Regions from separate parts of the Homo sapiens genome. Here regions 1 and 2 are each linked to region 3. Evidence: chromatin loops called from intact Hi-C (ENCODE). Cell type or tissue: PC-9. All regions are shown on one strand. Region 1 overlaps TAF1B (TATA-box binding protein associated factor, RNA polymerase I subunit B). Region 2 overlaps LOC105373422 (a long non-coding RNA gene). Region 3 has its middle 13 kb from the start of TAF1B.

The links. A loop is a pair of places that touch in the nucleus more often than their neighbours do. Peaks named below come from ENCODE experiments on the same cell type or tissue, not always from the same donor. Only the 100,000 strongest peaks of a DNase experiment are listed, where the experiment ranks them.
Region 1: a loop joins it to region 3, with 2.8 times the contacts of the local background. A loop is called at or near these places in 7 of 110 quality-filtered maps.
Region 2: a loop joins it to region 3, with 7 times the contacts of the local background. A loop is called at or near these places in 33 of 110 quality-filtered maps.

Annotation. Positions count from the first base shown.
Region 1 is chr2:9,896,157-9,898,656 of GRCh38, reverse strand. All of the region lies in intron 8 of TAF1B (TATA-box binding protein associated factor, RNA polymerase I subunit B), which reads right to left. Among named protein-coding and RNA genes, the nearest start is that of TAF1B, 54 kb to the right of the region's middle. In PC-9, no CTCF peak of the experiment used is centred here; DNase peaks (open chromatin) are centred at 656 and 1,086; H3K4me3 peaks cover 699 bases; H3K27ac peaks cover 2,500 bases.
Region 2 is chr2:9,940,672-9,943,171 of GRCh38, reverse strand. All of the region lies in intron 2 of LOC105373422 (a long non-coding RNA gene), which reads left to right. Among named protein-coding and RNA genes, the nearest start is that of GRHL1, 9.8 kb to the left of the region's middle. RefSeq lists an enhancer at 1,924-2,424. In PC-9, no CTCF peak of the experiment used is centred here; DNase peaks (open chromatin) are centred at 681, 1,361 and 1,761; H3K4me3 peaks cover 1,026 bases; H3K27ac peaks cover 2,234 bases.
Region 3 is chr2:9,829,403-9,831,902 of GRCh38, reverse strand. No RefSeq gene overlaps it. Among named protein-coding and RNA genes, the nearest start is that of TAF1B, 13 kb to the left of the region's middle. RefSeq lists an enhancer at 1,292-1,831. In PC-9, no CTCF peak of the experiment used is centred here; DNase peaks (open chromatin) are centred at 872 and 1,362; H3K4me3 peaks cover 391 bases; H3K27ac peaks cover 1,881 bases.

The DNA of each region.
Region 1 (2,500 bases), 67 kb before region 3:
ATCTTCTCCATTAGATACACTGTACTCTGTCAATGACTTACAGAGAGAGGAAGGATACTTCTATCTTTTCAGCCTTGATTTTCACTGTTTTCATATATGTTAAACTCACAGACCAGTTTCTCAATAGATATAGTTCCCAAACAGTTTTAAACAGAATCCTGTTTAAAACAACACATACTTAATAAGGTATAACAGCATTTTGTTTTATACTGACCCTTTGGTTATCTGCTAATTCTACCTCAAATCTTCTGTGGAACAAGGTGGAATAACAAAAGACAGACATAGAGATAAGGCTTATATAATGCACTGCTCAAAGCGTAATCTCCATCAGAATCACTTGCAAGATGCTTACGAAAAACATCTTCTTAGAGCCCACACTATACTTAACTGAATCAATTTCTGACACTGGGTCTAAGAATCTGCAGTTTAAACAAGCTCTCCAGGATATTCTTATGCATACTAAAGCCTGAGAGCCTCTAGAGATTAATGAAATTGCTATGGATCCCCAGAAAACAGAATATGCCGGTTGTAGGAAACAAAAAATAAAATGCAGAGGCTACTTTTCTTGTAGACAGGAGGAAGTGCTCAGATAGTTTTACTCTCCAAGTTTGGAAAGAGAAGCACACATACACATTCCAGTGAGGCTGAGATGATGGTAGCTGGGGGCGGGGTGGGGGGTTGGGGGAAGTGGGCCAGGAACACAAGAAAACACCAGCTGGCTTCTCTCCCTCATGCTGTCTGGGAGGGAAGAGTAGAAATGAGGGAACCTGATCATTATGTTCACTTCAACTTCCCTCAAGTAGATTTGAAACCTGTCAGGTTATTATTCTAATAAAGATTGTACAAAAAATCCCAAGCATTACATGTGGCCTACAGAGTAAGAAGGTGAACAAATCTAGAGTCAGGTTTGAAGATTCTGGGCAGATCAAAACAATCCAATAAGGCCCTCATTTGAAGGTGCTTAAGAAGTGACTGACAGCTCTGGACGAGTCTTTTTCTTCCTTCAACCAAAAGAAACCCAGTTTCACAAAGGGTGTAAGATTGCTCCAAGCAAAATGAATCATCCTGGCTAAGTGCCACGCAGTGGGTTTGGCTGACCCAGTATTACATCTTTTCTTTTTACTCATTCAGGGAGAAGATCAGAATGCTGTTGATCAACATTCAAAATATTGGAGATGTACTTCAGAACAAATTTCCAGTTTCCTCTTTATCCCTTCTTGCTGCGTCTAGTGAGGGATGATGAAATGACTAATTCTTGAGAGGACTGAGAAACACTGCCAAGGACTGTGGTAGAATAGTATCTATGTTACATATTATCTATTTTTAAACTGATCTGTAGGTTTAAAATATATCAAGAAAATCAAGGCTGAAAAGATAGAAGTAGCCCTATTTTAAGTCACTGACAGAATAAATTGTATCTAATACAGACAAGTATATCTAGACCCAATACTTTGGTTCAATCAGTGATCTGATTATTTGGTATGCTGTGAAGAGATGGTGCCCCTGAAAGGTACTAGATTTTCAGTTTATTCTACCAGGTAAACTGAAAGATTTTTGCTAGAAGTAAATAGGGCTTCAAGTCAGCACCATACTCCAGAAAGTTGAGTCACAAATGAAGCAGCAGAAGAGGCAGAGGCAGAAAAAGGAGAAGAGGGTTATCTCCAAATTAATTTAAGTAAATGAAATGAACTGGCTATCTACTTGGGCTCAGGAATCACAACTCAGAAAAAGGAGATGGCTGGAAAGACTAAAATTTAATTTGCACACCTATCTCCTCTCCTGAGCTCTGCTCTGCTCTTAAGTCAGGATAATGGCAGGAAGACTCAGACTCTCATGGCCTGCTTAGAAAAAGAAAAACCACATCAACACTCTCTGTATTCCATGTCCCTCTGCTTTAAGTGAGTTTTGCCAGATTTGTTGTTATTAAGACAGAGGGGCCACTGAAATACTAACAGAACAACTTAATGGAAAGAAAGCTCAGCTGGGATAAAGGTTTGAAAAGGGTTTTTAAAGCTTTTTTTTTTTTTTTTTTTTTTGGTTTTTAGATGTGCTCTCAACTTTCTGGAATAACAAAAATAAAACAAAACCAAACACAGAAGGAAAACAGTCCCCAGCAGCCCACACACAAAACTCCACTGGCATATCTTCATCGCCATCTCCTAGCACAATTGCACCTTTTGTCATTTCTGGTGGAGGTACAGCTGCTGAAGAAGCCAAGACTTAGCGGAGAAAGCTAAGGCATGGAAGGGGGGAAGAAAATGCTTCCTTTGTTAATGAAAAGCCGTTTCCATTTAAAAGTTTCAACATACTATAGAATAGTGAATGCACTTTTGTGAGCAATAGCAAAAAGCACACAATGAAGAAAAGCTGCCTGTCAATTAAATCAACAGTCATCTGAAGGCAACACAAACCTCCTCTTCTTGAAAAAAGAGGGAAGGAAGGGAGGGAAGCAGGGAGGGAGTGTGGACATTTACTACACTTGGCTGAGGATGTGTCTAAA
Region 2 (2,500 bases), 110 kb before region 3:
CTCCCAAAGTTGCTGGGATTACAAGCGTGACAAGCGTGAACCACCGTGCCTGGCCAAATCAGGAGAATTTTGTGATAAGCATCAGAGGGAAAAGAAGGGAAGCAGGTCTTGGAGTTTTGGGATTGCTCTTCAGGAGTGGCAGAGACTTGTGTGTGTTGGGCCTGAAATTATCATGGGCACAACCATGCTCTCCTGGTTTAGAACTGGGGAGCTCCTTGAGCATTATTTACTTAGGTATTGTGGTCCTTTTAATAAAAGTTCCTCAAGGCATCATAAAACCTCAAGTTACTCTGCTCTGGGGCCATTATGGGGATCAGCAGACGGCAGGCACTAACTGACACGAAATTAGAGAGCTGTTCGTGTAGATGGAGGACCAGGTAACATGCAAAAGCCAAATCTTAGTATGCATAGGATTCTTAATAAAGCTAAATAAATGTAGTCATCGCATTGAAAATGCAGAGAAGAGCAAACCTGGAAAGTTTCTGATGAGCTGGTAAGTGGAAATTAATTGTATAAAACTTGTAATTACAAACTAGATGTGTAACATTTCCTAGATATGCTTCTTTGGTATGTGGCCTCTATTATCATTGTGATATTTTTCCTGTAAGATCTCAAGTTTCTTAATCTTAAAATCTACCAAGCTGTCAGGTTGGGGAGGGAGCGCTAACAGTAGTGCCTACCTGCCCTGTGGGTACTGGCATCTGTGTGCACAGAAAGCTCATGGGCCAGCACAAGGAGGCTCCATCTAGAGACCCAGGCATGTGGCACAGACGGTGCATGCCCTTACGGAGGTCTGAGCTCTGTGCTCGGAAACCATGAACTCTGCTTGGGGAGCTGAGGTAGGGAGGGTTGAAGGGAGATGGCATAGAGCAAGAGTCCTAAAGGAAGAAGAGAGAGAAGGACATTTCTGATAGAGCATACAACACAGGCAAAGGCCTCAGGGTGTGAGAGGCCATGGCTTGCCTGAGATCGAGGGCGCAAGGCAGGGCGGGGGATGGGAAAAGTGTTGGGGCCACACTCTGATAGCTCAACCAGAACACACTGTCTCTTGCCTCTAGGCAACAGGAGCCTTGGGAGGATGCTGCATATTGTGGGGGTGGGGGGGGTGGGGGGTGGGTTTAGACCCGATTTGGGAAAATAACTGGCAGAGGGGCAATGTGTGTTGGAGGGGAGAGAGCTTTGCAGCTCCTGGGAGAACACGAGGAGCGCCAGAGCTGGGCAGTGACTGTCGAAGGAGGGCGGAGTCCAGAGGTGCTTGGTGGTAGAAAGTCAGCGAAGTGAGGATGAGATTTGGAGGTGACAGGGAGGGAGGGGCTGGAGATTTATGACTTGGCGCAATTAGGTGGACGGGGCTGTCACTGAGTCAGGGAAGGCAGAGGAAGAACAGGTTTGGGGTGGAGGCATGGAGGAGGGGTGGTGAGGATATATGCTAGTTGTAAATGATCTAGTTTTCTTCTGAGCAGCTTTTGGGCTCCTTAGATTCCAAACTGACATCACCAGGGGTTGAGTCTTGGTGAGGCAGCACGGTAGGCTGGCCAAGCCCACAGACTTCAGCCAACAGCCTGGAATCAGAGCCCGGCTCCATGCTTACCAACACGGCCCTGGGGATGTAATTGAACCTCTGTGTGTCTCCAGGTCGTCCTTTGTACAATATTACAGGACCGTAGGGCTGCTAAAAGTATGGATAAAAGAGTCCATACATGTGAAATGCCTGGCCCACTCTAAGCACTATATAAATATTTGATATGGCCACAGGAATGCCAGGGGCGAAACTTAGGCCCATTTCCTCCTTCTGTCTTCAAATAACTTCAGTTTGACTCAAAACCAACATTTGTAGGCAGACAACTGAGCCCATTCACAGAATGGTGAAATCACTGAATAGTGAAAACAGTACAGCAGTAGCTGATCAGAAAGTGGGAAGCTTTTTGTAATTTTCCCCTTTCTCATCACTACTTTCATCAAAGCATTTACTGAACATCTGTTGGATTTAGGGTTCTGTAGGAGCCATGTCTCACGAAAGCCTGTCTAGTTAGTAAACCAGGACACACATAAGCAGGCTATGATAATGTCAAAAATAGGCTGTGCTGTAGGTGCGGAGGAATTGAAGAAAGTGAGTGGAGACAGAATGATCTGAGGGGTGCAGGATCCTGGGTCCCTACCCTTCCTGGGCAGCAGTGGGAGATGGGAGGGCGTGATAGAGCTGGGTTCTAAGAGGCCATTCCACAGCTCTGACCCTTGGGCTGTGGTGAGGAGGGGCAGGCGAAACCAACATTACTGACTTTACTACCTGATTCCCATTCCACATGAGGGCCGTGGGCTGCACTTAGCACGGGGCAATTGCAACAAAACAAAACAACAAAAAACAAAACCAGTTTTAGAGCGGAAGAGCTGACCCTGTGAACTGCTGTGGCAGGATGGACAGTGGAGGGGGAAGAGGCACAGAGCCCACCTCCCTACCCCCGGGGGCTCTGGGGCCGGAGCAGGTGACCGCTTGGGACCA
Region 3 (2,500 bases):
CTGCATTATTCTTATGTGACCAGGTCACGGGAATTCAAGGAATGTGGCCACAACTCAGCTAGGCTGCATCCCTGATACCCTGATATTCAGGTGTGGCCACATTGGAGCTGGTCCCACTGCCTCCTCCTCACCCCCTGATATTGCCAACATCCCAGGACTTAGAACTCAGGACAAGTCAGCTAAAAGTTTAGCTAAAGAGGTGTGGCAATAGCTAAATGCTACCTTGAGGCAGCAGAGCAGGGTCTCTGGACTCAAGAGAGTAGATTTAAGTCCTGGCCCTCCTACTTCCCTGCTAGCTATATGGCCTGGACAAATCGCTTCAGTGAGTCTCAGTTTTCTTATCTGCAGTATGGGGGTGATAACTTTATCAAACCACCTTATGGGGCTTGAAGGCACGAATGGGATGATGGATATACAAGGGCTTTGTCAAAACTTTGTACACGGAAAAGTGAGGTATAAAGACCATAAATTGTCATTAGGCTTATTTTACCATATCATCCCCTGTTCATTCCCACAAAACAGCTTTGTGGAGGAGGCATTTCTGAAGACAAATTCCTGTGCCACTCCATTGTGGGCTGAATTTTCACTAGACTTTACGTTTTTGAAAGCTAAAGAGCAACTCTTGGCTCATTGCAAGAGCCTCCCTATTTCCTCACTGACATAAGCGTATATCACGTCAAGATCATCAGTCAAAAGGGAGGGGTAGACATATGATTATCTTCAAAGCTTTCTGGGAGCCTATTAAATGCTAATCACAAGGCACAGGGATGATCCAGAAAGCAAACATCATCCTTGCTGCTTCTCATCCACCCTCCATGTTCCTGCTAGAGAGAAGAGAGTATCCAGCACTTGCCCTCTGAATGGATCCTCCAGGCGCTCCAAGGCCTGCTGGTAGCCTGGTCTGCCCATAACTGAAACTGAAACCACTTGCAGTTTGCATAGCCCTGGGGAAGGATAAGGAGTGCGTATTTGCTAGGCACAGACTCTGTCAGGCACTGTACCAGGCCCATTACCCAAATGATCTCTTAACTGTTGTCATTAAACAGTAAAGGAAACTGAGGCTCAGGAGGACTAATCAGGTCACCCAACCAGCAAGAGGCCAAGAGGGAACTTAACTCAGTTCTGCCTGTTCCAAAGAGCCTACTTTTTCTGCTAACAGACCAAGTGCTTAATAAAGGTTTTTTTAGTGAATGAATGGATGAATGAATAAAGTACTCTGGATGCAAAATCACTTTGTCAAAGGAGCTCAACAGCCAGAAGGCACAGCCCCAATTAAACAGAAGCAAAACAACCTTCTAAGAGTGTGGCTTAAATAACTCAAGAGTTTCCCAAACTCAGGAGCGATAAGATCTCAGGCAAGTTGCAGAACCTGTTGGGGACTGGTTTATTCCATTTATAGGCTTGGGGCAAACCGGTCTTGCTCCTCCCTCCCTTCCAGGAAGGAGAGTAACAGAGCCACAGAAGTCTCATTTTAAATAAAAGTCTAGGGCTGGGCACAGTGACTCACGCCTGTAATCCCAGCACTTTGGGAGACCGAGGTGGGTGGATCACAAGGTCAGGAGTTTGAGACCAGCCTGGTCAACATGGTGAAACCCCGTCTCTAATAAAAATACAAAAATTAGCTGGGCATGTTGGTGTGTGCCTGTAGTCCCAGCTACTCAGGAGGCTGAGGCAGGAGAATCACTTGAACCTGGGAGGCGGAGGTTGCAGTGAGCCGAGATTGCGCCTCTGTACTCCAGTCTGGTGACAGAGCGAGACTCCATCTCAAACAAACAAAACAAAAAACAAACAAACAAAAAACAAGGGAGTAACCAAGAAAAGAACACATGGACCAAGATATCAGGAAGCAAGAGATCCAAAATATGGATGAACCCCCAGGATGATGGGGACTAGAAACCAGAATGACATCCACCCAGCATCCAGTCTCAACAGAATAAATGGAAGAAAGGCTGGCTCTGAGAAAGAGGTCTCTGGGAATTAGAGGAATATATGCGATGTTTGAGATAATGGAAAACATTACTGATGGAGTTGAGGCTGACTTGTTGGGGCATTAGGAAAAATTAATGGTGGGTGTGTAGAAAATCAGACAAATGAAAAAAAGGTGGCAAATGAACAACTCTAGTAAAAATGAAGAACTGAGGAAGAAAGGTGTTATGGGCATTAAGTTACTGGTTTTCTAGTGAATGACATCTGCACAATCATAATAAAGTATATCCTAACTACTGATATAACTAACACTGTTTTATAACTATATTGGGGGGATGGTGAAGAGGAAGTGGGGAGATATGGGAGATCAGAGACCTTATTCATCATTGTGGGAACTCATTCACAGTCTCAAAATGTCCATGAATATGCGAAGGAATAGGGATAACTCCAGCCCCACGACTTTAACTAACATCTATAGGACTTCCAAATTTAAGATGATGAGGGAAAAATGTTCCCACTTATTTTTTCTCTGAAAAATTACCCCAAAATAAGAAAAGTAACTAAACAGAAACAC